Regions from separate parts of the Mus musculus genome. Here all the other regions are linked to region 1. Evidence: chromatin loops called from intact Hi-C (ENCODE). Cell type or tissue: left cerebral cortex. All regions are shown on one strand. Region 1 holds the start of Lyrm9 (LYR motif containing 9). Region 2 overlaps Nlk (nemo like kinase). Region 3 overlaps Tmem97 (transmembrane protein 97). Region 4 overlaps Nlk (nemo like kinase). Region 5 overlaps Nlk (nemo like kinase). Region 6 holds the start of Ccnq (cyclin Q). Region 7 has its middle 9.7 kb from the start of Tmem97.

Region 1 (4,000 bases):
GAGAGATAGGATGCCTTAGACTCCAGCCTTACAATCTGAGTTCAAACTCTTGGATCCCACAAGGTGGCAGGAGAGAACCAATTCCCAAAAGCTGTCCTCTGACCTCCACTTGTGACCACACACACACTCATTACACTCACATACAGAACTGAATGGGTCTAGTGGCATATCCCCGTAATAGCACTCAGGAGGTAGAAGCAGGAAGCCTGGGTTCAAGGTCCAGTCTAGGCTACATAATAAGCTCGAGGTCAGCCTGGGCTATCCAAGATCCTGCCTGTCTCAAAACTTAAACAAGGGGCTGGAGAGATGGCTCAGCAGTTAAGAGCGCTGACTGATCTTCCAGAGGTCCTGAGTTCAAATCCCAGCAACCACATGGTGGCTCACAACCATCTGTCCCAAGACTGGATGCCCTCTTCTGGTGTGTCTGAAGACAACTACAGTGTACTTACACATAATAAATAAATCTTTAAAAAAAAAACTGAAACAAAACCAGTTTATAAAGCTTAAAGAACATGACCTATTGGTGGGGGCGGGGGGCATAAAGGGAACTTCCTGGGTGCCAGGTGACAATGCTGGCACAGGTGCTAAGAAGAAAAGACCCAATCACAGGTAAGCTCACTGTCGTTATCACTAACCTGTGTCCTAACACGGGTCACCTAAAAATAATTGGAAAAAGAGTCATACATTTAAAAAGATAATGGAACTGCAGAAAATAACCCGAAATTATGCCCAATTGAGTACTGATAAAAGCTAAATTAAGCCTGCACCAGCCATTTTTTTTAAATACGCAATTAATCTTCATGATGGAGAAAGTTGAAAATAGGAATGGTTAGCTCCCTGCCCCCGCCCACCCTAGGGCTCCATCTGGCATATTTATGTTCTTCCAGCAATCCTGCCTCCCCTCGTCCCTCTCCCACACAGCCAAGGTCAGGCCAGCCTCCCTACATTCCCACCGGCACACCCTTCAGAACCAGTTTTTGGTCCATCCCTGTGGGAGGTGGGGATGCTGGAAATGAATCCTGGGGCTTGACGATGCCTGGCAACCTTTTTACCACGGAGCTGTTCCTAGCTCCTAGTTAGCAGCTAAGCTAATCAGTCTCTTTCTTCCTGGCCAAATCCCACGTGCCACCCAAGGATATACACTTTATCCTTCCCTTTCTTTGGCCCACCCCCACCCCCACCCCCACCTTATACCCAGAAGACAGGTATGTAAGAGTAAGGACTTCAAATGAGTCCCAAGGGCCATCACTGGGCACATGGGGAGATAAAATCTGATCCAGGCAAACATTGGAAAATTATTCTGTAATAAAGCGAATGAAGCACTTACATATGCTACCACGTGCGTGCTTTGAATGAGGCATAAAAGACGCAGGAAACCAATAACCGGGGCTGCATATGATTGATTCCATTTCTGTGAAATGTTCAGAACTAACAAAATCTATGGAAATCAGCTAAGTGGTTGCCTAGCGCAAAGAGAAAGGACGAGACTGGAGAGGGGTTTTGCCAGCAAATGTAGATGGTTTTCTTTCAAGGTAAATGTTCTAAAATCAACAGTGGCCATAGATGCACATCTGCGCACATTCTAAATGTTATTAAACGTGTGCACTTTAGCACTGGCCGGGAATCACAGTACTACTGGGAAGTTGGGGCAGGGGGATTACGAGTTCAAGGCCAGATAGGGTTACATATTGCAAAGACCAAAATTATTCCAGATACTCCTGGTAACAGGGTGTTCCTGCAGACCGAGTGAGAGTAGCACGTCTCCTCTTTGAAAACCATAGAACGGAGGCTGCTCCAGCCGAGTGCAGATGCCAGCAGCACATGGCAGAGACCTGGCTCCCCGTGTCCTCCGACACCGCATCCCGGCCTCCCACGCTCCTCCGCGGCGCGGCAACTATGGCTGCGACAGGTGTCGCTGGCACTAGGGGAAAGCCTGGAGAGCCCGCAGATCGCCCCCAGGGCTTCCACATATCCCGGCCCTGCAGGCAGCCTCGGTAATCCCCAGCCCGCCCCTGCCGCCCCCCGAGTCCCCGCCCAAGGGCCCGCGCAGCGCGGCTCACCCGCCTTCCCGGCGGACGCCAACTGGAGACACCGCGAGCGACACGATTGCGCCTGCGCGGCAGAAGCAAGCGCAGCCCCGCCCCCGCCTGGTACCCTAGCGCCCTCTGCCGGCCATCCGCGGGACTCGGGGTCCTACTGGGTGCGGGCTTCCTGATCCGACCCCGCCCAGTTGGCTGGAACCACGGCCCGCTTTTCCTTGTCTCCCTTACAACCTTGGATACAAACTCTGATGGCAAGCTCTTCTTCATATTCCCACGAATGGAGAATATTAGGGGTGCTCAAGATCTGTGAAACGTCTTCTTGAAGGACGTGTCCTTCCTGTTGTTATGTTGATGACAGGAATTATGTTTGGAAGGGAGTCTTCATTTCGAGTCACTTGATCAAATTACAGTCCCACAACACCTGTCAGAAGAATACATATGACAGTAATAGGCACGCTTCCTTTCAACTCTGCTATAATTATAATCGAGGGAGAGAATGAAGAATCTTAACTTGCAGCTACTGCCGGGATCATTTTTTGAAAATGAAATAATGCTGTTTCATTAAACGGGTTCTCCCCACTCGCGCATGTTTAAAGTCAGAATGCTTCTCTGAATTGATTTAAACACAAGTTTTATATCCTGAAAGAAATAAAGACAGGTCTTTTTCATGAGACAAACGCCCTGTTCAATGAGGCTTCTAGCTTCTCTGGGCCGCTGTCTGAAAGGCAGCAAGGGCGCCGGTGGATAACATTGCTTCTCTTCATCTTTCCTCTTCGGGGCTTTAAAAAAAATCTACCTATAATGAAAAGCCCGATTTCCTTACACACGCTCCTCATGTAGCTGCTTTAACAAGACAATTGCTTATAATGCCTTTTTTCTTCATTTTTTAAAAGTAAACATCGCTGTTTAGCAGCACTCGGAAGTCTATTTTTCTTCCTCTTAGGAAGCAGGGGCTATTTCTTAACAGAACTACTTCCTTTCTCTGATTCATCTTCAACTCTCTAGAATGCCACCGTCTCCCTCCCGCACCCCCCCCACACACAAAGCACCCCCTTCCTCCTCTTCAGCTAACACTCTACCCCGTCTTCAAATCTGTGTGGGAGGATTCTTCCCCTGGAATACCCAGATAATTTCCTTCATTTATTTTCAAACTGTAGACTTGGACCAACTGTATCTGAAAGATCCGAATGCACCCTCATAAATCAGCCTTTTTATTTACCCATGCATAATCACGGCATGTCATTAGTGCAGATCCAATCAATAAATCATTACGCTTTTAGAGCCCTTACTAGGAGCAACCTGCTGGGACACCAATCCACTCTCTCGTACAACATTAAGATCCTTTCATATTTTTAAGAAATTTCAATCTGTTCTCTCAGTCCCCCTCTTTTGTTCCTAGATCTCCGTGTTCCTGCTTCAGAAGCCTCATTCTAATACCTAGGTCATAAAATATTCAAGAAGCAAGCTGTTAGCTCTACCTCCGAAAGGCTCCACCTTCCTGCCTCTTGTGTTACTTCTGTCTTTACAGAGACACAACATTTATCTTTCTCGAAAACTCTTTGTCGACAGCTAGGCAGCACAAAAGAGAAAGAACAGAAAAGAAATTTTTTTATTTTTTAGCTTGAGGGAGAGATGTGGATAGCAGCTCCCTTTCTTTTACCGAGTCACAGTGAGAACTTGGATTTAAGAATAATCCAAGCCAGGCAAGGAGGTGCACACCTTTAATCCAAACACTCCAGAGGCAGAGGCAGGTGGAGCTCTGTGAGTTCGAGGCCAGGCTGCTCTACAAATCGAGTTCCAGGACACCCAGGGCTGTTACACAGAGAAACAGGGCTGTTTTGTCTTGTAAAAGCAAAAAAAAAAAAAAAAAAAAAAACACAAATAAAACAAAACAAAACAAAAGAAAGAAGAAAGGAAGGAAGAAAATAAAAAACAAAAAAAGAATAAGGAAATAGTGA
Region 2 (4,000 bases), 230 kb after region 1:
ATGGAATGATTTTGAAGATAGGGCTAACTTCTCTGAGCTAGTGGGAATAGATAAAACAAAGTAAACTGAGGTGCAAAGCAAACTGTGAAGACTGTAGCAACTGTTCTCCCTTTTGGCCAATTCCCTTGTTGTCCTTGCCGTGTCATTCTTGTATGTATACAGTGCCAGTCTCTCCTCAGTCCCTTGAATGTTTGCTGTGCATGCCTCCATCCTCTTTCTCTGTCATTGAGCTAGCATGCTCTCTACACCCACTTGGTACCCAGTCAGTATTTATCAATGCTAATGATGATGGTTAAACAAAGATGCTCTTGGCATCAGTCCTGCGCCTCTGAAACTGCTTGAGTAATCATGACTTCCTAAAAACAGAAAAGTACCCAATCATCTTACTGTTAATAGAAGGTCAGAATTTGATGTCAGCGTTTGTTTCTGTGGTGATTGTGTTGCCTGTTTTCTGCAGGATTGTCTTTGACAGTTGGGGCAGTCAGGATTTCTGGCATGAAGCTGATTATCGTGAGTTCTTAAATTACTTCCTAAAGTAGATGTAACATTCTAGGGATGGGTTAAGTAAATATTGATCATAGTTCACATTTGTTTTAATTGAAGGAAGAGGTCAAGGGAGGCTTACTTACTGTTGAGGCTCTAGATTAATTTTCTAATCTTCTCATAATCTTTTCTATCAGAGTAAATTATCCAGACCTGTTTTTACTTCTGACACCCCTCCTCCTTCCTCTCCCACTCTGGCCCACTTCATTTCCTTGTCCCCAGAAGCTTCTCTGACCCTGTTTTGTCTCTGCTGCTGTGTTGCTGTCCTAAGCAGCCTTTGTGGCATTCTGGCAGGAAGTGGTGTTTCGTCACTGTCACCCACAGCTCCGCTGCTGACACTTAGTGTGCATTATTCTGGTTTTTTGTTGTTGTTTTTTTGAGACAGGGTTTCTCTGTGTAGCCGTGGCTGTTCTGGAACTCACTTTGTAGACCAGGCTGGCCTTGAACTCAGAAATCCGCCTGCCTCTGCCTCCCAAGTGCTGGGATTAAAGGCGTGCGCCACCACCGCCAGGCTAGTATGCATTATTCTAAAGAATGTCCTGTCATTGGGGTTGAGTTTATAGCTCCATTACAGGTGATCTGTTTACATGAATTTTTAAAAAGATTTATTTATTTATTATATGTAAGTACACTGTAGCTGTCTTCAGACACCCCAGAAGAGGGCGTCAGATCTCATTATGGATGGTTGTGAGCTACCATGTGGTTTCTGGGATTTGAACTCAGGACCTTAGGAAGAGCAATCAGTGCTCTTAACCACTGAGCTTACCTGATTTTTAAAGATCATTTGTACGTAATCGTGTGCATCCTTTTGTGTCTGGAGGAGCATATGCACATGGGTACTGTTGCTTTGAGGTCAGAAGACTTGAGTGGCAGATGCCCTGCAGCTGGAGATGGAGGGGTTTTCTAAAAATGATATGTAAATGTCTCTTGCAGAGAAATAGGAGCATGTAGCACTAATACCCTATATGTGACATTTCATTTGATAGAAAGTAAAGACTGATATTTGCTTACTCCTTTTTCTCTTTCCTCCTTTCTGTTTGTTGAATCCTGGAGATTGAGCCATGGCCTTGTATGTGCTCTTCTACAGAGCTGTTCCCCCAGCTCTCTTTATTTTGAGACAGTCTCACTGAGTTATACAGTCTGGGCTTGAGCTTACTCTGCAGCACAGGAAGGCCTCAAAATTGGGGTCCTGCTGCCTCAGCCCCCTGAGTAGCTCATGACATCACTGACAAACACCTCAAGCCCAAGAAGTTAGCTGTGGTAACCATCCTTCTCTGACTCCTGCCACTGCTGGGGACAGAACCCCAGGGCCTTAACACTGTCTAAGCAAGCACTGTGTTTCTAGAGGAAATCCCCAGCCCGCCTTTATTTATTTTATCATCTAATGACTTCCAAACTTACAGGAACTTTGACTTCTCATCAAAGGCTTGGCTTAGAGTTCAAATAATCTAATTTTTTTTTTCTGTTTTCCTGCTAAGGGCCAATAACACCCCCCCCCTATTTTACTGCAGCCCAAAAATTACCCTGGAATCCATTGTCTTTTTTAAAATATTTATTTATTATATGTGAGTACACTGTGGCTGTCTGTGCACTGTAACTGTCTTCAGACATACCAGAAGAGGGTATCAGATCTCATTAGAGATGGTTGTGAGCCACCATGTGGTTGCTGGGATTTAAACTCGGGACCTCTGGAAGAGCAGTCAGTGCTCTTAACCGATAAATCATCTCTCTGGCCCCACCTTGTCCTTTTTATACATACCATGTACTTATGTTGGGGGAAGAAAACACAGTCATTTTTATTTTCTCTCAAAAGTAATAGAGACTGTGAAGTGATCTGTGATTTATATGGATGGAGAGTTTATATGGATGGATTTGTGAATTTTTATAGTTGTAAAATTTGACTAACAGAACAAAATGAACAAGACTACAGGCAGTGGATGCTCAGGAGGTAGAAATAGGCAAAGAAATAGTAAAATAGACTTGTACCTGAGATACTTTTTAATTAATCAATTTAATTTAATTTTATGGGCATTGATGTTTTGCCTGCAAGTGTCTTTGTGAGGGTGTAGATCCCCGGAAACTGGTACAGACAGTTGTGAGCTGCCATGTGGGTGCTCAGAACTGAAGCTGGGAACCACCTGAAAGAGCAACCAGTGCTCTTAACCCCAGAGCCATCTTTCCAGACCTCCTGAGATACATTTTAACCTTTGTTCTTTTTCAATTACTAGCAGAAGGGTAGCATCATTTGATATATCAACTTGATTTTCTGCATGGGGGTGGGGGCATTTTTGGGTGCCCTCAGCTGGTGATCTTGGGTATGTAAGAAAACAGGCTGAGCAAGCCAGCATTTCTTCATAGCCTCTGCATCACTTCCCACATCCAGGTTCCTGCCCTGATCTCCCTGCAGGTTGGAGCTGTAGGATGTTCCCCACGTTGCTCATGGTCATGGTGTTATTTCATAGCAGTAGAAAGAAAACTATGGCATTTGCATACCATGGTGATGCTTGATTCACAGCACGAGGTCGAAGGTTTATAAAGCAAGTTCCAGTGGAGAAAGCATGGATTAGGAGTCAGGAAATCTCAGACCATGGGCTGAAGCAATGGCTCAGTAGTTTAGAACATATCCTGCTCTTCCAGAGGACTTGAGTTAAATTCCCAGCACCTTGTTCAGGAGGCTCTCCAAGCTCTGCAGGTACCTGCACTCATGTGGTCCAACCACCCCCACCACTCTGCATTCACAAATATGCAATAATAAAATAACTAATAGAAATGAATCTTTAAAAAAAAAAAAAAACTAGAAATGTAAGGTAGTCTTGGCTTTGTCCTGACTGGAAATGGGACCTCTGCTTATTAACATAAACTCTCTAGCCTAGTTTTGAATGTTGTTAAAGTAACATCCTCTGGTAACCAATATTTGAGAAAGCAGTAAAGAAACTTGAAATGGTAATTTTCAAAAAAGAAATCAACTTCTTAAAGCAACACAGAGACACTGTTTGTTTGTCTTGAGCACCGGAAGCCTGAGAACTGTGGTGCCTGCTCCCAACCCCAATTGTCATTATTCATTTGCATCCTTCGTTTTTCTGAAGCAAATCAGTACATTTTGAAATTCATATTTCATGGAGCTACTTAACTAATTGCTGCAATCAGCAGCAATTTATTTTATAGCAGGGCTGTTCAAATCACTCTGAGGTTGGCACACCATGCACAGTGTGTTTTTAATGATCTTATTTTTAATGACAAGTTTTTAATCTAGGAAATGGTTAATCTGCTAATATTCTCCTAGAAGCCTAAGCACTGGTTCTATAGGTCATCTTTATCCAATGATAACTTTAAAGACCATCACAAAGTCATTGACCCAGTAGGTACACCAGCTGTTAGAGAGGCTGTCCCATTTAGAAGGACCAAGAGAGGGTAAGAGTACCCTGTTTTTACTCTTGTGTGGAGACCCTCATTAAAT
Region 3 (4,000 bases), 280 kb after region 1:
CAGTGTGATCGAATATTCTACAACAGCTTCCAGGTTAGGGATGTAGCATTATTCATGTGTCTCATGCACCTGGTGCTAGGTTTCCTGGCTAGCCCTTTACTCTGTCCCCTTTTTGCCTTTGACACTTTATTACTGTTAGGGAGTGCATGCTGCATTGTCGGAGATCACGACAACCTGTGGGCCAGGTCTTCTACCTTTGAGGTTGTTCTGGGCATTGAACTCCAGTTATTGAGTTTGTGTACCAAGCACTTTACCAAGCACAGAACCAGCTTGCTGGCCCTGCCTTTTTAATGTACTGGCCCAAAACTGCATCTCTGCTGTTGACTACTGAAAGCATGAACCTGCAGCATCCTGCCTTGGAAGGCCATCCCCTGTTCCCCTCTTGCTGCTTTTGGATGAGGGAGTAATGATTTTATTGTTTCTCCACGAAGAAAATAATAGTCTGTGACTTGAGTCAGCCTCAGATTGTCGTGAATGATACTTGAACTTAGAACTGCAAGACCATCTCTATAAAATAGCAAAGCTGAAATTTACACCCTCCCCCCAAAACAATAGATAGCTAAAACTTATGATCTAGAGTTTTTTCCTAACAATGTAGAAGGCCTCAGCAGTTGGGCTGAATTTTGCAAGCTAAATTTTTGCTGCTGTTTCAATCAAATCACAAGAACTAAAAACCATTATGAAACAGTTAAAAGACTTGAGTTTGAGTTTAAACTGGAAAGATTTTGTAGTATCTTTTGCAGCTGAGTGAATCCATTCTGTTAAAATAAGAAAGGGGTGTGAGTCTGTAGGTCCGCAGGATGCAGTAGCCCATGAGTTCAGAGAGATGTGTTCCAGGTAGGGGTGTGGTGTAAATGGAAAGTGTTTTCTTTTAAACCTTGGGGTTTGGGCTTAAGTGATAATGAGCAGTTGCCTGCTTCCATTGGGTAGTGTTAAGCTGGAGCATCTCCAGGTCTGGACAAATAAGCTTCCTTCATCTGTGCTATCTGCTGGTCTACAGGCCACTGTATTAAGTCATTGCATCGGAACACCATAGGATGGTCATCGGCATTATGTGTGATGCTGTTAAGGGTCTTGTCAGAGCCAGGCCCTTGGCCTCCAGCTCCAGCAGTCCTGCCACCCTGCTGGGGACCTTGTCTTTGTCTTCCACTCACTGTCTAGGCTGTTCTGGCAGCAGATATGTGTGGTAGACCCCTATGGGCTCCAACTGATTGGGACTGGGCAGTCAGCTTTGCTGATCTTACTTTGCAGCCCTTCAGCACGTGTCTGTGCGGACCTGTGGAAGAGGCAGACCTCAGACATTGTTTACAGTGATGTCATTGTAAAGTGAAGCTGTGATGCACAGCTCTATTCCCTGAACCCACGAAGTGGAGGGTCAGGAGTTCAAGGCCCATCTCAGCTAGAGACCTGTTCTCAAAAACCACAATGCAAAGGGAAAAAAACCGTCTAACCTGCTGAATTTACAGATGAGGAAGTGGAGTCTCGGGAGGGCTGACTTAACCTTTACTGTCCCAACCTTACTGCCCTGAAGAGTGTTCAGGAGGCAGGCGGCATTGCCAAGAATCAAAGCTGTGTGTTCTGATGCCTGTGACCCCAGCAGCATCTGGATGCTTCAAAGCCCTCGTGGTAACGAGCTTTTGTTTCACAATGGCCAGCCTTTTTTGGTGTTACTTGGTTTTGTTGATTTTGAGATAGGTCTCCTGTATCTCAGACTTAGCCTCCAAAGAGGCCTGAACTCCGCCCCTCCAGCTCCATCTCCCAAGTGCTGGGGTTACTATGTGCCACCACCCCTAACAGCCTTTACCTTTTGATTAAAAATTAACATAAAACATATCCCTAGATTTTCCATTGTAAAATAAACACAAGGAAGCTGCCTTTATCCACCATATCCCAATACTTAGTTGGCTTTGAAGGTGTAAGAGTGCCACCTCCAGGCTATTTTTGTAATGTTAATTTGTTTTTGAGACAAGACTTCATATAGCCCAGGTTAGCCGTAGACCAAGTATGTAGCTGAGGATGGCCTGGGATTCAGGATGCTAAGTTGGCCAGGCTCTAGCCTCTGTCTGGCTCCTGTAAAGCACAGGGTTGCAGCTGCAGTCTCCCCTGTAAGCGCGTCAGCGTGCACCTGCAGCTGTGATTGGTTAATGGCAAGGGTGAGGCTGGAGCTGGAACCAGACAATAACTCCAGCCCTGCGAACCTAGATGCTGTGTACTACTACTACTACTTCCACAAATATCAGCTGGTCCTTTTTTTTTTTTTTTTTTGGTTTTTTTTTTTTGGTTTTTCTAGACAGGGTTTCTCTGTATAGCCCTGGCTGTCCTGGAACTCACTCTGTAGACCAGGCCTCGAACTCAGAAATCTGCCTGCCTCTGCCTCCAGTGCTGGGATTAAAGGCGTGCGCCACCACGCCTGGCTTCAGCTGGTCTTTTAAAAGATAAATGAAAATAAACTTATTTGTAATATTGGGATTAAAATGTCCATGTCTCCACAGAGGTTAGATTTACTTCCTTCTACCCTCCCCCCTAGAAAAGTCAACTGGTTTCTGCATTCGAAGTATCTAGCTTTGGGACTTGGATATGCATTTGTGAAAGGGAAAATGTCAGGATGGGTTTTTAATTTTCTTACCAAAACCTGGTAGAGGAATAGCATCCTGAAAATCTCGTAAGCAGCTGGCACTGCAGCTCTACAGTAGCATGTACAGTAACATGCCTCGGTTTGTGCTATCACAGAGTGAGGAACAGATGTGCAGTTCTACTAAGATGGGATGGGAAAGGAAAACTTACTGTGCAGAGAGGGTAACATTTGAATTATGGCTAGTAAGTTTTTATTAGTGACCATCTAGGCCAATGGTTCTCAACCTGTGGTGGTAACCCTTTTAGATGTCTAATGACTATTTCATGGGGGTCACCTAAGACCATGGGAAAACAGATATTTACATTACGATTCATAACAGTAGCCAAATTACTACTATGAAGTAACAACACAAGTACTTTTATGGTTGGAGGTAACTCAACATGAGGACTGTATTAAAGGGAGAGTCAGTGCTGCAGATGCAAGAGCCAGTTGGAGCATGTGACTGCTGCCACCAGGGCTGCACAAGGGACTCTTAGCAGAGGATATTGGTGCACTGGAGCCACTGAGCCATGCAAGCCGCAAGGCCATGCTCACTGTGACCCTGTCTCTTTGCAGTTCAGCAACCTGTTGCGGTGGTACTCAAAGGAGTTCAAAGACCCTCTGATGCAGGAGCCCCCAGTGTGGTTCAAGTCCTTCCTGCTCTGTGAGCTTGTGTTCCAGCTGCCTTTCTTTCCCATTGCGGCATATGCCTTCTTCAAAGGTTGGTACAGTGCACAAAATCCTAGTTTGGCTCAGGATTTATTTATTTATCCTTGGCCTTACTTTCCCCTTAGGTTAGTATATTGCCTTATGAGCAGGAAGTATCGAGCTAATCCCTGAAGAGCTTAACTTCTCATTTAAAAATTATTTCTGGGGCTGGGGCTCAGCAATTAAGAACACTGGCCGCTCTTACGTGTTGGTTGTAAGCCTAGCTTCCTCCCAGCTCTGCTCTTCTGAAGGACCTCAGTTTGGTGTCCAGCACCCACATGGCAGCTCATAACCATTCTAGAACTCCAGGTCCAGGATCCAACACCCTCTTCTGGCCTCAGGACACTAAATACATGTAGGCAAAACTCAAAAAAAAAGTATGCCTATTTATTTATTTATGAAGTAGCCATGCCTGCCCTTGGAAACTAAGCTTATAGAGTGGAAAAGTTTATTTCTCACTGGGATTCTGCACGTGAATCACTACGGGTGCTGGGACAGGGTCCCTTCCCCTGTTTTAGATCAGACTGGCTGAGCTGTTTGGGTCCTGTAAGCTTACCTGTTGAGCAGCGCAACACCTGGTTTCCATGTGTATAGTCTGAGGTTCCACTCAGAGGCAGACAAACGGGTGATGAGGCAGAGCAGGTCCCAGACGCCCCTGGAGTCGCCTTAACCTGATTA
Region 4 (4,000 bases), 190 kb after region 1:
TTTTTTTCAGAATTTTATGTGATTTTTTTCTGAGAAAAACCAAATGTTTGTGAGTCTGATTATTTTTGTCTTAGGAATCTAGAAGCAAGAACTCATTTCATTGTTTATAATCTGAGGGCAGGGGAATGAAGACTAGAAAGTTCATTTTAGTTCTAGTGAGGGTGAGTATAAAAGCTGGTCCTTGTTATGAAAGATCATCAATATAAGCTCTTCATTCACATCATCAGACTTCAAAGTGGATATAATTAGCCTCAGATACATTGGAATGCAAAAGCTTGGATATTACCTACATTCTTGCTTCCTTTCTTTGCAGATTGTGTTAATTTTCTTGTGTCATTGTCTCCCTGTACCAAGAAACAGTCCATCCACATCCTTACAACTTTTCTTTGCCCAAAGTAGAATGGGGGCCTCCCCACTGGTCCTGTTTTGTAGTTCTGGTCTTTTGGGGGTGATGGAGAATGTGATATATGTACTGGCAGAGTAAAGTGGGAAAAAACACTGAGAAGCAGCAGGCACCTGAAGTGGAAATTAGAAGTGCCAGGAAAAGACTCTTCATGAAACAAGACTGGGATTATACACAGCATTAGCTAATGTTACACGTGCTGCCGCTGCACCTCCCTGCTTTAGATCTGCTGTAGCTCCCATTTCCTCCTGAAAGTGCAGTGCTTCTCTAGCTTGGAAGAAGTCAATTTGCATAGTGGTCTGGACCCTGGGGAACAGTTTGCTGAAAATCCTTCATGGCAGTATTGTCGAGTTCATTCCATTTGTAACACAAGATTAACAGCTTTGTGAGTTGGAATTGTATCCTGCCCCTCCCCAGCCCCCACTTTTTTTTTTAACTTCTCATTCTCAGACCATAAGTCACATAACATCATTTTAGAAGGAATTTAGATCTCATAGGAAAAGATGGTATGTCTCTATCTAGCTTCTGCTTATAAAGACAAGGATCCCAACACTTTATAGTGTAGTGCGAATATATACTGCTATTGTCGGGGCCTTTGTTATAAATCAAATTGCAGGGCTAGAGAGTTGGCTTAGTGTTTAAAAACACTGTCTGCTCTTCCAAAGGATCAGGGTTCTTTTCCTAGCACCCACACAGAGGCTCACGACTGTTCATAATTCCAGTTCCAGAGATCCAATCCCCTCTTATGGCCTCTATGGGTACCAGGCATGCACATGGTACCCAGATGTACAGGCAGGCAAAACACCCATACACATAAAATAATGGGTTTTTATCATTTGGTTTTGGTTTTGCTCTTCCCCTACCCCCAGCCCCAAGACAGGTCTTATTATGTAGTTATGGCTGTCCTGGAACTTATATAGACCAGGCTAGTTTTGAACACACACAAATATGCCTGACTTTGCCTCCATAGTGCTGAGATTAAAGGAGTGTCTCACCATACCTAGCTAAAATATTTTTTCTTAATTTTAAAAATAAAACATGGCACAAGTAGAATTAACTTCTTGATCAAGATATATAGTATCTTATAATTTGAAAAATCTCTAAAAATATATATAGTTGGAATGGATATTTTGTTTCTCACTCCTCATGTCATGCCCAGGACTGCTCTGATATAAGTTCCTTTTATTTGGTGGTTGGAGTAGGAGGCAGGATTTCATCATGTAGACCAGGCTGGCCCGGAACTTAGAAGTCTGCCTAGCTCTGCTTCCTGGATGCTGGGTACATGCTACCACAGTGGCTCTGACATAGCTTTTAATGCATCTGCTTTTACAAAGAAAAATCTGCATAAGTCTTTAAAATTGCTGTTTAGAATTACATCAGCAGTACGACCAGATGGCATTGAGACACTCACTTTAAGTATTCTAGGATTTTCTAAAATAGCTGGCAGAAATAGAAAAGCCGTCTTTCTCCTTAAGTGTATTTCTGTCCTTTTATCTTGGGTCTGTGTTCTAACTGTTGCACCTAGGTTAAAATCATAAAGCCAGAATGGAGATTTTTTTTTTGAGGATTAGGTAAGGTTTTATTTTACTTTAAAAATCACAATTATTGAGTTCTATTAATTGCACAGATTAATGAGATTAATGGGCTTCATTATGACATTTTCATATACACATATGTTTGTTATGTCCATATTTGCTCTCCCTATACCCTCTCTCCCTCCTCCATGCATTCCCTTCCCTTCCAGAATGGAGACTTCTTGGGTTCCAAATGTCCTGTGCTTTATTAAATAATGACATTCCAGAAACTGTCAGTACAGGTGTTCTTGTATAGGTCACAGATATACTTAGTTTGGAAAAATCCATTGAGTGGTAACATTTCAGGCAAATGTGGTTTACATAGCCAGTGGGTGTCAGTGAGATAGGGCTGACTTTGAAGAGGGTGTTTGGAATGTGTAAAGCTCTTTACCTTTAGGGAGCACTGAAAGGAGTGAGCGTTGCAGAACTGTCCCTGTACCTAACTCACTGGGTAGAGTTTTGTTTTTGTTTTTTAAGGAGCTTTTCTTACATATTTTTCGATACTTAAATATTGCCTCAGATTCCTGGACCTTAGAGGTTATAATAAAGAAATATTGGAGGAGGTGAAATGTCTACTGTTTATATTTGGGTTGAGAAAGATACAAGATCTTTAATGGGAATCTGAGCACCGGGCGTGGTGGCGCACGCCTTTAATGCCAGCACTCGGGAGGCAGAGGCAGGAGGATTTCTGAGTTTGAGGCCAGCCTGGTCTACAAAGTGAGTCCCAGGACAGCCAGGGCTATACAGAGAAACCCTGTCTCGAAAAACCAAAAAAAAAAAAAAAAAAAAAGGGTTAATTCTCTGCATTTACACTCAACCTTTTTCCCCCATCTAAGTTTTATGTAAGAATCATGTCCCCAACCCACAGGCTGAGAGCTGTTTTACAATGCCCCTATGCTAGTGGAGAACATTTAGTTTTTGACATCTTGTACTTTCTAATTCTATATTTTCCAGAGACATTAACTGATTTTTAATAGATTAATTAATTGATCTTAGAACTAGAAATGGCTGGTTCTTCCACTGTAACATTTTCCTTTCATAGATAGATTACAGTTCGGATAACCCTAACATAAAAAGTATACACATGGCTTGTTTTTACTCAGATCTGTTTGAGGGTAAACTAAGTAACTTACTGAAACAACTTAGTTTGTATGTCAGAGTGCTCTAATCAAATATGTTCATTTGAATGACATTTGACTAAAGTCTTTAAATCATTTTTTATTTGCTTTTGTTTTTGAGATGAACTCTCAGTATGTAGACCTGGTTGGTCTCGAACTCATAGAGATCTACCTGTCCCTACCTCCTGGGCACTGGGGTAAGCGCCCCTCCATCAGTTATCATAAGAGATAAACAGAAATGATAGCCTTGTGTGTTCATAGTAAGCCAATGGTGACAAGAATTAAGAATTTTCTTCTCATAGTAAGTCTGGAGGCTATAATGGTGATTATGTACAACTCCCTAGAGTAGAAAACAAAATGCAGGAGAGGAGCCATTGTGCTCAGCCTCTGGAGCACTGGGGTTGCAGACACTGTTCCACGGATAAAATTCACCAGGATTTCTCAGAGGCCCACTCCTTCCTTCTTTGTGTGTAAGGTCTGCTGTACTAGTTGACACAAGCTTAGCATCCTCATTCCTCAGTAAGGACACATGCATGTTAATGATGGACATCTTGTTATTTAAGCAAACATTAATTTGGGCGTGCAAGGTTCTTCCCCCTACTCTTCACAAGGAGACAAAGCCTTTCTTTTTTTTTTTATTATTAGATATTTTCTTCATTTACATTTCAAATGCTATCCCGAAAGTCCCCCATACCCTCCTCCCCCCCAACTCCCCTACCCACCCACTCCCACCTCTTGGCCCTGGTGTTCCCCTGTACTGGGGCATATAAAGTTTGCAAGACCTAGGGGCCACTCTTCCCAATGATGGCCGACTAGGCCATCTTCTGCTACATGTGCAGCTAGAGACACAAGCTCTGGGGGTACTGGTTAGTTCATATTGTTGTTCTACCTATAGGGTTGCAGAC
Region 5 (4,000 bases), 130 kb after region 1:
TTTTTTTTAATTGTGTTTTTGAGGAGGTGGGAGGTGTTTAGAAAAGGATGTGGGAATGGAAGGGGTAGATGAGTCAACCCTCTTACAAGATTCCAAGGGTGGCGTGTTACCAGATCCTTTTCGTGTGCGGAGTTCAGGGGGTCGGGAGGTTTGGCCTTTATTCCCACATTCAAAGTTGGAACCTCCCCCCCATTAAGAATGGAGTTTTAGTATCCACTTGTGGCAGGAATCCTGGGGGGAAGGGGCCCTTTTCCCTTTTTCTTTTCCTTTTTTTTTTCTTCTTATTTTATGTTCTTAACTTTTATTTTGACAACCCATACCCTTCCACACACTCTCACCCCCAAATCGAACACCCAAGATTGTCAAACTTGTCTGGATTGACCGATGAAGACATAAAGCCAGTTCCGCTCTATGTTTTTTGAGGTGGAGTGAGTGGTTTTTCTTCATTTTTTTAAATGGCCAAATGACAGCTTGACCCAGTTTGCTTTCCAATCAAAGGGCATTTTTTTGAATGTCTCTTTGTGGCACAAGAGCCAACGCAAAAATGATGGCGGCTTACAATGGCGGTACATCTGCAGCTGCAGCAGGTCACCACCACCACCATCATCACCACCTTCCACACCTTCCTCCTCCTCACCTTCACCACCACCACCACCCTCAACACCACCTTCATCCGGGGTCGGCTGCTGCCGTACACCCAGTCCAGCAGCATACGTCTTCGGCAGCTGCGGCAGCCGCCGCAGCAGCTGCAGCCGCAGCCATGTTAAACCCTGGGCAACAACAGCCATATTTCCCATCCCCGGCACCGGGTCAGGCTCCTGGGCCAGCCGCAGCAGCCCCAGCTCAGGTACAGGCTGCTGCAGCTGCTACAGTTAAGGCGCACCATCATCAGCACTCGCATCATCCGCAACAGCAGCTGGACATTGAGCCGGATAGACCAATTGGATATGGAGCCTTTGGCGTTGTCTGGTGAGTATCAAAACCACAACTCCACATGGTTCTTACGGGGCAAGCCATGCTTCATTGGTTTTACTCCCATCTTGACCAAAGTAGAGCGAGCTTTTCCACTCAACTTGAGGGAGCCATCCTCCTGGATGACGATGAGGCCTAGTGCACTGGCACTCTAGGCCCGTGCTTTTTGAGTCATGTCAAATGGTAGTGGAGCATTTTCTCCAGAGTGACACAAGTTTGCAGACTGATGAACTTGCCTTCCAAGAACCTCACTCAGAGAGCTACTGAGTGTAAGATCAGCAGGTAAATGTGTGAAATACCTCCTACAAAGACCTTGGCCATCTCAAGTGTGGTAGTTTGGATTGGCTGCTCAATTACAGCAGGTGTCAACAGCTGACCCCCAGCTTGATTGCTTTATACTAGTCCTCAGCAGAATATATTTAATGCAGTCAACTTTCCTGCCCACTATATCTTTTCATACCTTGTTTTGTGATCTTGGCCCTGGGAAGAAAGGTAGGTTTCATTGTTAAACCCATTAAAAATCATCACTTGAGTAGTTTTATTTTAAACCATAAAGCTTAAGTTGGGAAGTCTGTAGCTTAGCCTTCTGATAAGAATGCATTAAATATAGCATCACACATGAGTAGCACAAATGAGGTTAGTAGACTGGAGCTACGCAGTGGCCCACATTCCATGTAATGTGTTGCTGACTATTGGCCAGCTGCTATGGTGGGAAGTGTACTTTTAACAAATGAAGCTGCTTGACTTTTGTTAATGGTCAGATATGTTTAAACGTCTAAAGATTTGTTAAATGCAACGTCTTTGTCAACTTGCCCTCCATAGGAAGATTGGTAGCTTATAGTGCATTTACTTCTATCCTATATAGAATGAGCTGAGCTTTTCTTTTTCTTAGTTTTTCCTCCCAAGGATTAACAATTCCAGGGTGGAGAGATGATTTCAGATTTTCAGTGTATGTAAACATAGATTCTTAATGTCCAGGGAAGTCCCCATCACAAAAAAGAAATCTTTAAAATTTGCCTATAAATAAATTCCTTTCTTTGTTTTGAAGGCTAAAATTCAGCTAGATATTATTTGTGTAATAGCTAGCTATCTGATTCCAGAAGTTAAAGTCTTGGCACCTAAGTGAGCTGATTCTTAATTCTCCTTAAAACGAAAACAGAACAACAAAAAACCCAACAACGTAGAGTTCAGTTTTTCTCAGCCAGCCTGCAAGGAGGTTATTGCTGCCTTCCTTCTTCTCCAGGGACTGTGGGATTGCTGGTGGGGAAGAGTGTAGCCATAATGGGTTCTTCTAAGTGACTGTTCGGGGACCTGACTATTCCTGCCTTCCTCTTCTCTTCCAGAGCACCTTCCCCAGGGAATTCACTAGGCACTTCCACTCCTTGCCTAACCCTTGAGGGTTTCCCAACTAGGCGGGGATGGGAGGAGAGCAGGAGAAAACTGGTTTCCTGCTTTAACTCTTGTCATTGTTTCACAAACTTTGAGTATCTGGATTTTTTTTTTTTTTTAAGATGGGGTTGTGTCCAATGCTGAAAACTTAAGGGATACAGAAAGGGAGCTTTTTTTTTTTTTTTTTTTTTTTTTTAGCATTCTCGAGTTCACTACCTTTCTGTCAAAAGGCCATGTGACTTGCAGAAGTTTTAACGTCAGTTTTATGGCAAGAGTAGAAAAAATGAAAAGGGAGTGCTCTAGCATCTCATCTGTCAGACCTCCTGGCAGTGGACATTAGGAATCGCTTGTATCTGAAAAATCCACCAGTGCTTGGTGGGAATCCTTTCTAGAAATTTGCAGACAGCCCCTTGAACCAGTAACTTTGACCATCTTCAATTGTTTCATATTTACTGAATACACTGTAAGTTCCTTGAGGGTACGACCTGTATAACAAAGTACTTGTTTTGTAACTTTTCGAGACAAAGTCTCAATCAATATATAACTGTTTCTGTTTGGCCTGGAGCTCAACTATGTAGCTCACTGGGCCTCGAGCTTGCCTCTGAGTGCTGGGAATGTAGAGATGTAGCACCATGTTTAGAAGAGGACAGTGTCCTCAACCTTCCTAAAGCTGCAGCCCTTTAACACAGTTCCTCAGGTTGTGGTGACCCCCAACCATAAAGTTACCATCGATGCTACTTCGAAACTGTAATTTTGCTACTATTATGAATCATAATGTAAATATCTGTGTTTACCGGTGGTCTTAGGTGATACTGTGAAAGGGTCTTTCAATCCTCTAGGGAGGCTCCACCCACAGGTTGAGAACCACTGGTCTAGAAGAACTTTTTTTTTTTTCCTCCAGTACCTAGGACAGTGCTATGGCATCTTACTGCTTTTTTGATGTTCTGCTTTGTTTTGGCGTAAACATAGGCATATATTTCTCTCAGTTCTCGAGAATAGAAATCCAAGATCTAGGTGTCGGTGGGCTTGAGTCCTTCTGAGCTTCTTTCCTTGGTTTTCGGATGGCTGCCATCTTGCAGTGTCTTCCAATTTTTTCTTTTTGATACGATTTCATTTCACAATCAGGCAGGAATGGTTTTTATCAGCTGTTTTAGGTGAAATACAATTTAGTTTGAAAAGGGAGAGGAGTACCAGGTGTGTTTTTAGTATGCAAATGCTTTTCTATTTTTATATTTACATATTGATGACTTGATGTCTGAATTGCTTCTTTGGAATTTAACTGCCTTGTGACCTAAGTTTGCTAAAACTAGAGATTTGATAACCACACCAGAATGAATTGCCAGTAGTGTGCTGAAATTCCAGGTGACGTTGTTTACCATTTAACCTAATAAAACATAGTTTTTCTTTTTAATTTAGAAAGTTCTTTTTATGTGTGAAACAATTATTTTTTAGAACGATTAAACAGGCCAGGCAGTGGTGGCACACGCCTTTAATCCAGCACTTGGGAGGCAGAGGCAGGTGGATTTCTGAGTTCGAGGACAGCTGGGGCTACACAGAGAAACCCTTTCTCAAAAAAACAAAAACCAAACAAACAAACTAAACTAAAAAAAAAGATTAAGCAAATCCTTCTAGTGATACA
Region 6 (4,000 bases), 75 kb after region 1:
ATTCCAAGCTAGCCAATGCTGGGCTACATAGAAAGACTCGGTGTCAAAAAGAAAGTGAGAGAGAGAGAGATGGAGGGTGATATTCTTTATTTCTAAGACTGAGTTCTTTCTCAAGGCCATGAGGCTACATTTATACACCCAGCCTCACTCAACCCAGCAGTACAGGGAAAGCCCAAATACACTCCGCCAGACATGGCTCTGTATTGGCTTTAGGGCTTCAAGGTCTTGAAATATCCTTGTGCACTCAGACCTTTTTCTTAAACACTTGGTATGTAGCCCTGGCCTTCCAGAAACTGTTTATGTAGACTAGACTGGCCTTGAACTCACAGAGATCTGTTTGCTTCCTCCACCCTCACCCCCACAGTGGCCTTTGGACATGAAGGGTCATTTCCTTTGTCCCCAAGGAAATCTGCAAGGCCATCACCTGCCTGCCACATTTCATTTGTCTCACACACTGGGGCTTCATTTCATTACCCATGGAAATTCAGCTTCATTGATATGAAGGGGCTAATTACTACAAGAGACATAATTACAAGACAGGAAATGGATTTACAGCTGCTTTTGGGGGAGGGGGAGCTGCAGCAGACACTGGCTGCTCTGCCCTTCTGCCTTGAGGGCTAACGCAGGCCACTGCACCCAGGATGGACAGTCTCAATTTACCAGAGTGTGCTCCTACAGAAGTCAGGGTTCTACAGAGCTCTGGAAACAGTTTCGTTTTCCCTCTCAAGTTATACCACCACTGTTGATGTGTTTTCAATAAGATCCTCTGACATAGTAAAAAAAAAAAAAAAAAAAAAATCATACTGAAGTGGGCAGGGCATTTAGTTCACGAGTAATGTGCTGGATTCTATCTGTCCCCAGAACTACCAACATAGTGTCTTCCACAGCATGTGAAAGCTCACACCTTTAATCCCAGCACTTGTCAGGCAGATCTCTGTGAGGCCAGCCTGATCTATATAACAGGTTTCAGGTCTGCCTGGGCTATATAGTGAGAAACAGTCTCCAAAAACAAAACAAACAAAAAATAAATAAAATTTGAGAATGTAGTCTTAATCGGTAACATTTAAAGAGGAAGATAACCGTGTGCTACAAGTGGCCAAATGAGAAATGTAGAAGTTGTGGGGTACTGCTTTTCTTGGGGGCTAAAGAACGCTAAGATTGAGAAATCCATGTCTGGTACATCGTCTAATGCATATACCTCTCTTTGGAATCCCTATGGCTTAGGGTGTTTTTTCCCACTTTACAAAAGTCTTAATTCATACAGATATATAAAGACATAAATGAAAATGAAAGATTCCTCAAAACAAATTAGTAATAGCTAAAGGTCATGAGCTGGGTGATGGTAGCAGGATGGGGGGGGGGGTGGGGGGGTGGGCAGCAGTGCATGTCTTTAATCCTAAGAGACAGGTAGATCTCCTGATTTGGAGACCAGCCTGGTCTGCAGATCAAGTTCCAGGACAGCCAAGGCTACAATAGAAAACCCCTGTCCTGATGTCCTGATGTATCTATCTTCCTTCCTTCCTTCCTTCCTTCCTTTCTTTCTTTCTTTCTTTCTTTCTTTCTTTCTTTCTTTCTTTCTTTCCTTCCTTCCTTTCTTTTTCAATTAAAACAAAATATCGCTGAGTGTGGTGTTGCACACCTGGGATAAGAGGATCAAGAGTACAAGGCCAGTCTGGGTTAAATGTAGAAAACCTGACTCAGAAAAATAATCATCAAAGCCAAACTTATGGAGCATATTTGATCTGCCTACATCACTCGTTCATTTTTCACAAGAGCTCCATGAGGAGGGGACAGCCAACCACCCCAACTTGCACCTAAGGAATGAGATGTAGAGGATCAACCAAAGCCCCCAGGGTCACAGAGGCAAATGCCAGGGTGAGAGTTGACTCTCATCCTTTCCATAGCCTGGATTCTCAGGAACAGTGAAAAAGCCCCTTAAATCAAAAGTAGTATCTTCTCAGATGTCTTAAAAATAGCACTCCTCGTCTCCACCAAGCTGCTCCTGAGTGCCTATCTTTTAATATAGGAGGAAAAGCCGAGCAGGGTGGGCGTGGCGGCAGGACGGGTGGGGGCGTGGCCGCTTGACGGCACGCCCCCTCCGCGAGGACCCCCGGAGCCGGCCTCGGCGCGCCGGAGCGTTTCTCCTTCCGGGGCGGCCTGCTGGGCCTCATGGAGGCTGTTCGGCCAGACAGCTGCGAAAGCGGGCCGGCGGCGCCGCGAGCCGAGGAGAGGCCGGCTCCCGAGGCGAGGGTGCACTTCCGAGTAACCCGGTTTATCATGGAGGCAGGCGTCAAGCTAGGCATGCAGTCCATCCCCATCGCCACCGCTTGCACCATTTACCATAAGTTCTTCTGCGAGATCAACCTGGACGCATATGACCTCTACCTGGTCGCCATGTCTTCCATTTACTTGGCCGGCAAAGTGGAGGAGCAACACTTGCGTACTCGTGACATCATCAACGTGTCGCACAGGTACTTTAACCCGGGCAGTGAGCCATTGGAGCTGGATTCCCGCTTCTGGGAGCTACGAGACAGCATTGTACAATGTGAGCTTCTTATGCTACGAGTTCTGCGCTTCCAAGTCTCTTTCCAGCATCCACACAAGTACCTGCTGCACTACTTGATTTCCCTCAAGAACTGGCTGAATCGTTACAGCTGGCAACGAACCCCCATCTCAGTTACAGCTTGGGCTCTGCTACGAGATAGCTACCACGGGGGGCTATGCCTCCGCTTCCAGGCTCAGCACCTAGCCGTGGCTGTGCTCTACCTGGCCCTGCAGGTCTATGGAGTCGAGGTGCCTGCAGAGGGTGAGGCCGAGAAGCCTTGGTGGCAGGTATTTAGTGATGACCTTACCAAGCCAATCATTGACAATATTGTGTCTGATCTCATTCAGATTTATACTATGGATACAGAGATCCCCTAAGGCCCTGGCCGAGGCCGGACCTAAGACCAGGATGATCGGAGGCCTGGGGTATCGTTCCACCAAGTTGCTGTGATGGCGTGTCTCCACTCGGAGGACTGGTTGTGCTGGCAGAGGATGTCATTGGTGACTGCAATGACATGCTGTCATTTTGTCCCCAGCAGCCCTTGTTCAAATAATGCTAAGAGCTTCCATGTGGGCAGGACATATAGAGCTTTCTAGAATTGGCTGCATCAGCTTTTGCCCTTTGAGAAGATGCTGCATTTGAGGCATGGACCATTGCAGGTCGCCAACAGGAAAGTTAAAGAATAGAACTGCACCCTTAGGGGAAGTATGAATGTGTAACATAGAATCTTATTTTGTATAATAAAAATTATGCAAATAAAATATAGGAAAGGTTTAACGCACCAGAGTCTGCCTTATGGTATTTCTAAGTTACAGTAGGAGAGATACTGGAAACTGATCAATATTGGGGAAATGGTTAGTGAAGCATGGTACATCCATACAATGGAGTATTTATTATTCAACCACTAAAACATATTTGTAAGGGGTTTATGACAATGTGGGTAAAGGTTCATATTAGGCAGCATAGAAGATAACAAGGTTATAGATGCACTATAATTTCTACAAAAAAGAAGTATACAAAGATAGGCAAAGTATGAGTTGGGGAATGTTAAACGTATGATAACGGCTGTAAGAATTTCTGTCTTTCAGCTCTCTGGATTCTTACCCATCATCTCATGATAATGGACCTTTATGGTGAGATCTTGCTTATCGTTGTGGGTATCCATTTAAAAGGACAATCATCATACTTCATTATCCCCAGAAGTTCCCACATAGTGGACTTCCCTAAATCATAAGACAGTTGTGTTAGAGCTGCCTCCTTTGTCCTGGCTGTTAGCATCCGGAAGAGTGACCAGCCTCTTGAAGGTCAAGGGGGAAAGGCTGAGCACGCTGAGGGCAGGAGGATCCTGAGTTCCAGACCAGCCTTGGCTACGGAGTGAGACCCTATCTCAAATTTAACAAACAAATGTGAGCAAGGAAAGGAGGTGTTGGGACTCCACGGACCCAGGAGTCATTT
Region 7 (4,000 bases), 270 kb after region 1:
CCCTTACTTCTTTTTTAGTTGTCTGAGGCAGGATTTCACTATGTAGACCAGTTTGGCCCTCCTGAGTGCTGCGATTCGAGGTGTGCACTATCACACCTGGCTCCTATTCCTGAGCTATTTTTCCTGTCTTTCCCATCTGGTGGGAAGAATGGCTTCCAGGAATTGAACTAGATCATCGGGGTTGCATGCAGACACTTAGCCTGGTGAGCTCTCTCTCCAGCCTGTGTTAGCCCAAGATGTTAAGAAATTTAACAAATGATATGTCACCTGAGTACCTTCTCTATTCAGATTCTCCAGTTATCCTCCAGATTTTACTATGTGGTATTTCCTCCCATTCAGGATCAGGGGTGTTTTCCTTATATTGGTTTTCTTTTTAATGCTGGTAGAAAAGGTAGAGAGTAGGGCTGGAGAGATGAAGGCTCAGCCGTTAAGGGTACTGGCTGCTCTTTTGGAGAAGTCCTTAATTTAGTCCCCAGCACCCAGATGGCAGCTACAACCATCTGTAACTAGTCCAATGGAATCCAGTGCCACCTTCTGGTGTGCAGACATGTATGCAGACAAAATACCCATACATACATAAATGAATAAACAAATCTTTTTTAAAAAGAAGAAGGGGGAGAAAGGAGGAGGCAGGAGAGCAGGCAGAGCCAGCTGTCATGGGAGAAGATTTATGTAATCAGTTTGTTTCCTCAGATTTAGGTACCTGTTAAACATTTGGAGAAACTCTCAGCCTTATGTGGCCACAAATAGCAGCCTCCTTGGGGATGTGCACAGCCTGTTCCCTACATGGGTTACCCTAAGAGACCTGGGAGACAATTTTCTGGTGGCTATTCATGTCTGATCTCAGTGTTTTCCCCAGGCTAGGCTCCACGGGTATGTGGGGTGCTTTTGGGAGGCCCCAGGGCACAGTGGCCAACGCATCATGTATATCCACAGCAAACTACAGGAGAGTGAACTTGTGGTCGAAGTCCTGCATGTAGCCAAGTTCAAGTTCCTTGACCACTAGAAGACCCAGATCTCAAAGACGTGGAGCTTCCTCGTGTTTAATGCAGGTGAATTTAAAGATACAGTAGCTGATGGCTGTGGAATGAAATAAATTCCCCATTGTGGTCCCCTAGATAAGTGGCAGTTCCTCCACTCCTGAAGGCCTCACTGGCCTGTCCAAACCTCATGTTCAGTAATAAATCCCACATCTTTCTTCGTGTGTGTGTGTGTGTGTGTGTGTGTGTACACGTGTGCGCCTGTGATGATCTTTTATAAGGTAATATGAGTGGTCTGCTCCTATCCCATCCCATCGGGAGGCACAAACAGCTTGTCTTATTTTGGGGGGATAAATGGTATGATTATGTGATCAGCATTGCATTGATTACCAGAGATCTCCACTCTACCAGAGCCCTGTAGTAACTAACCTGTGGAGAGTTTGTTTTGGCTTTTCTGAAGCAGTGGCTCACATGTCCAGGCTGGACTTAAACTTGGCTGTGCAATGGAATCTGTCTTTGAACTGGTGAACTTCCTGCCTCTACCTCCCAAGATTAGGATTACAGATGTGGGTACCAAACCCACATAAAGAAAAGAATTTGAGATCACATCTTACTCTTCAGCAAATGACATACAGTGGCATCTATTGATAGTCTTTGCCACATTATTTGCTACTAGTTGGGGAGTAATTTATTAACGTCATTCATTCTGCACACCTTTTTCTAAGACTCTAGCAAATTCAGACACAGTGAGAGTCACCTCGATTTCTGCATGGGAAACCTCCCATACCAGGAGCTTGTGGGCTGCTACCATGTAGCTAGTCTGGACTTCCATGCCCCCTAGTGGCAAAGTGTGGGCAAGTATCTAAATAAACCGAGGGAATGGGACTAGATGCTATTATGTGCTGTGTTGCCAATTCCAGGTGAAGCCTTAGAACTAGGATGTGACACCTCTGTGCTCTCTTTTTTCTTAACCTCGTGGCCACTTGGGTTTGTCCCTGAAGAGCACATGGCTACCATAGGTGAAGTTGACCACTGTTTTGATCAAGCTTAATGAGAACTTGACCATATTTACTCACTAGCTGCTCTGTGCCTGCATTCACACAGGGCAGAAGAGTAGCTTAGATAGAGGCTGTCCAGCAAAGCCTGCTTATAGTCTGCATGTTTACAGAAGTTAATGGGGACAGTGGTGTGGCTAGGTGGGTGACAATGCCCACCACCCAGCCTGACAATCTGAGTTGGAGCCCTGGGATCCACAGAGTGGAAGAAAGCATTGACGACGCCCCCCCCCCCACACACACACAAAATGAATATATAAAAGCTGGGTGTGGTGGTTCATGCAGAGTCCTGAGAATCTCCATGTCCACTGACATGCTCTCTGATGAGGTCTGAGAGCCGCACTGAGATACAATCAGAAGGCAGTGTGATGCTGTGTCTATTTAGCAGAACAATAGAACTAGATTCACCATTAGGGCCCCTGAGCTCACCAACCATATTTCTTGGATAAATTTACAGTAACCAGCATGTGCTTTTTCCTGTAGAGCAGGCCTTAAATCTAATCAGAAAGTGGCTGGTGACCCCGGGCATGCATGACACTCTTGTATCGTTGACGTATCTTGCCACACTGGTCATTATTGTAGCTCACAGGGCTCAGGGCTGGGTGAGAATGTTAATGACGACCCACCTTCACTCCCTTTGCAGCCTTCCTATCACCTGGTAATATAACAGCTAGCCAGTGAGGACTAGCATCCTGGTCAGTAACAGCTTGATTTCTCCATATCTATGGCCAAAGTGTGTGGTGTCTTCAGCAATAGTCTTACCATCAAGTTCTGATAGGCTACCAAGAACAGTGGGAATAGCCTATATTGTTTGGGGGTGGTCTCAGGACACCCCTGAAGGTATACCTCAAGGGAAAGCATCCCAAACCTGGCAATGGACTTTTTATTTGGTAACCTATGGCTTCTTATCCCCTGTGTAAACTCCAATTAAACTCTTTCATGATGATGTGATATTGTTGTTTTGCTTTGTTGTTTGTTTGTTTGTTTTGAGACAGAGTCTTACTTTGTAGCTCTGGCTAGCCTGAAATTCACTAAGTAGACCAGGTTGCTCTCACAGAGGTCTGCCCGCCTTTGCCTCCCAAGTGGTGGGATTAAAAGCATATGGCACCATGCCATGTCTAATATATATGCTTATCTAATTAAGAAGCTTATGGGCTGGAGAGATGGCTCAGCAGTTAAGAACACTGACTGCTCTTCCGAAGGTCCTGAGTTCAAATCCCAGCAACCACATGGTGGCTCACAATCATCCATAATGAGATCTGATGCCCTCTTCTGGGGTGTCTGAAGACAGCTACAGTGTACTTACATATAATAAATAAATAAATCCTTAAAAAAATAAGTTTATACCGGGCAGTTGTGGCGCACGCCTTTAGTCCCAGCACTTGGGAGGCAGAGGCAGGTGGATTTCTGAGTTCGAGGCCAGCCTGGTCTACAGAGTGAGTTCCCAGACAGCCAGGGCTATACAGAGAAACCCTGTCTCGAAACAAACAAACAAACAAAAAGTTTATAAAATAGTAGGCTTCCATGTGTCTTTTTCAAACATCCTTAGTGCTAGTTATCTCTCTCCCAATCACCTCCTCTGCACTACCCTCCCATTTCCCTCCCCAATGAAACTTCCCTCTCCATTATTCTTCCCTCCCCACCCATATCACCTTTAAGCTCAGTTATCTTGAGGACTGGTGGCTGAAATATTGTAAAAGCCAGAGGTTGGGGTGGACCAGAGAGAATCTATCTTCTGGTTATGACAAGACTTCTGCACTCTTGAACTCACAGCAGCTGTAGTTCCTGTACATGATGAAGTCAGTCAATACCAAGCATGGAGTGGGAAGTGACTTGAGGCCCCATCCCTCACTGAGGAGTCATTGTCAGCTGGTGGCTTCTGGGAGAATGAAAGCCAGGTTTCTATAATAGTGACTCCTGGTAGGTGTGAATGCACACACACAAATACACTCCACAAAGCACAAA

What was found. Peaks named below come from ENCODE experiments on the same cell type or tissue, not always from the same donor. Only the 100,000 strongest peaks of a DNase experiment are listed, where the experiment ranks them.
Region 2: it touches region 1 in a loop (3-fold over the local background); 19 of 42 quality-filtered maps call a loop at or near these places.
Region 3: it touches region 1 in a loop (5-fold over the local background); 7 of 42 quality-filtered maps call a loop at or near these places.
Region 4: it touches region 1 in a loop (3-fold over the local background); 3 of 42 quality-filtered maps call a loop at or near these places.
Region 5: it touches region 1 in a loop (4-fold over the local background); 13 of 42 quality-filtered maps call a loop at or near these places.
Region 6: a loop joins it to region 1, with 4 times the contacts of the local background. A loop is called at or near these places in 8 of 42 quality-filtered maps.
Region 7: a loop joins it to region 1, with 3 times the contacts of the local background. A loop is called at or near these places in 25 of 42 quality-filtered maps.

What each region holds. Positions count from the first base shown.
Region 1 is chr11:78,824,697-78,828,696 of GRCm38, reverse strand. It overlaps Lyrm9 (LYR motif containing 9), which reads right to left and starts at 2,102. Exons shown (of 4, transcript NM_001076681.2): 1 at 2,061-2,102. In left cerebral cortex, CTCF peaks have their summits at 79 (motif pointing right), 2,182 (motif pointing left) and 3,558; DNase peaks (open chromatin) are centred at 2,104, 2,678, 3,146, 3,464 and 4 more places; H3K4me3 peaks cover 1,373 bases; H3K27ac peaks cover 3,520 bases.
Region 2 is chr11:78,597,068-78,601,067 of GRCm38, reverse strand. The region is part of intron 3 of Nlk (nemo like kinase); the gene reads left to right. Among named protein-coding and RNA genes, the nearest start is that of Tmem97, 48 kb to the right of the region's middle. In left cerebral cortex, a CTCF peak has its summit at 2,186 (motif pointing right); no DNase peak of the experiment used is centred here; H3K27ac peaks cover 642 bases.
Region 3 is chr11:78,542,821-78,546,820 of GRCm38, reverse strand. Tmem97 (transmembrane protein 97) reads left to right here. Exons shown (of 3, transcript NM_133706.2): 2 at 3,191-3,335. Among named protein-coding and RNA genes, the nearest start is that of Tmem97, 5.9 kb to the left of the region's middle. In left cerebral cortex, a CTCF peak has its summit at 1,913 (motif pointing left); no DNase peak of the experiment used is centred here; H3K27ac peaks cover 227 bases.
Region 4 is chr11:78,639,044-78,643,043 of GRCm38, reverse strand. All of the region lies in intron 1 of Nlk (nemo like kinase), which reads left to right. Among named protein-coding and RNA genes, the nearest start is that of Nlk, 56 kb to the left of the region's middle. In left cerebral cortex, no CTCF peak of the experiment used is centred here; DNase peaks (open chromatin) are centred at 584, 1,761 and 2,270; H3K27ac peaks cover 1,753 bases.
Region 5 is chr11:78,692,778-78,696,777 of GRCm38, reverse strand. Nlk (nemo like kinase) reads left to right here. Exons shown (of 11, transcript NM_008702.3): 1 at 1-969. The coding sequence starts at 512. Among named protein-coding and RNA genes, the nearest start is that of Nlk, 2.6 kb to the left of the region's middle. In left cerebral cortex, no CTCF peak of the experiment used is centred here; DNase peaks (open chromatin) are centred at 1,141, 1,375, 1,614, 2,269 and 1 more place; H3K4me3 peaks cover 3,886 bases; H3K27ac peaks cover 944 bases.
Region 6 is chr11:78,749,832-78,753,831 of GRCm38, reverse strand. Ccnq (cyclin Q) reads left to right here and starts at 2,103. Exons shown (of 1, transcript NM_197989.1): 1 at 2,103-3,326. The coding sequence starts at 2,170. The coding sequence ends at 2,922. In left cerebral cortex, no CTCF peak of the experiment used is centred here; DNase peaks (open chromatin) are centred at 2,154 and 2,417; H3K4me3 peaks cover 1,266 bases; H3K27ac peaks cover 1,143 bases.
Region 7 is chr11:78,558,463-78,562,462 of GRCm38, reverse strand. It overlaps the pseudogene D11Bhm181e and the pseudogene Gm22947. Among named protein-coding and RNA genes, the nearest start is that of Tmem97, 9.7 kb to the right of the region's middle. In left cerebral cortex, CTCF peaks have their summits at 532 (motif pointing left) and 1,808 (motif pointing left); DNase peaks (open chromatin) are centred at 679, 1,816 and 3,893; H3K27ac peaks cover 552 bases.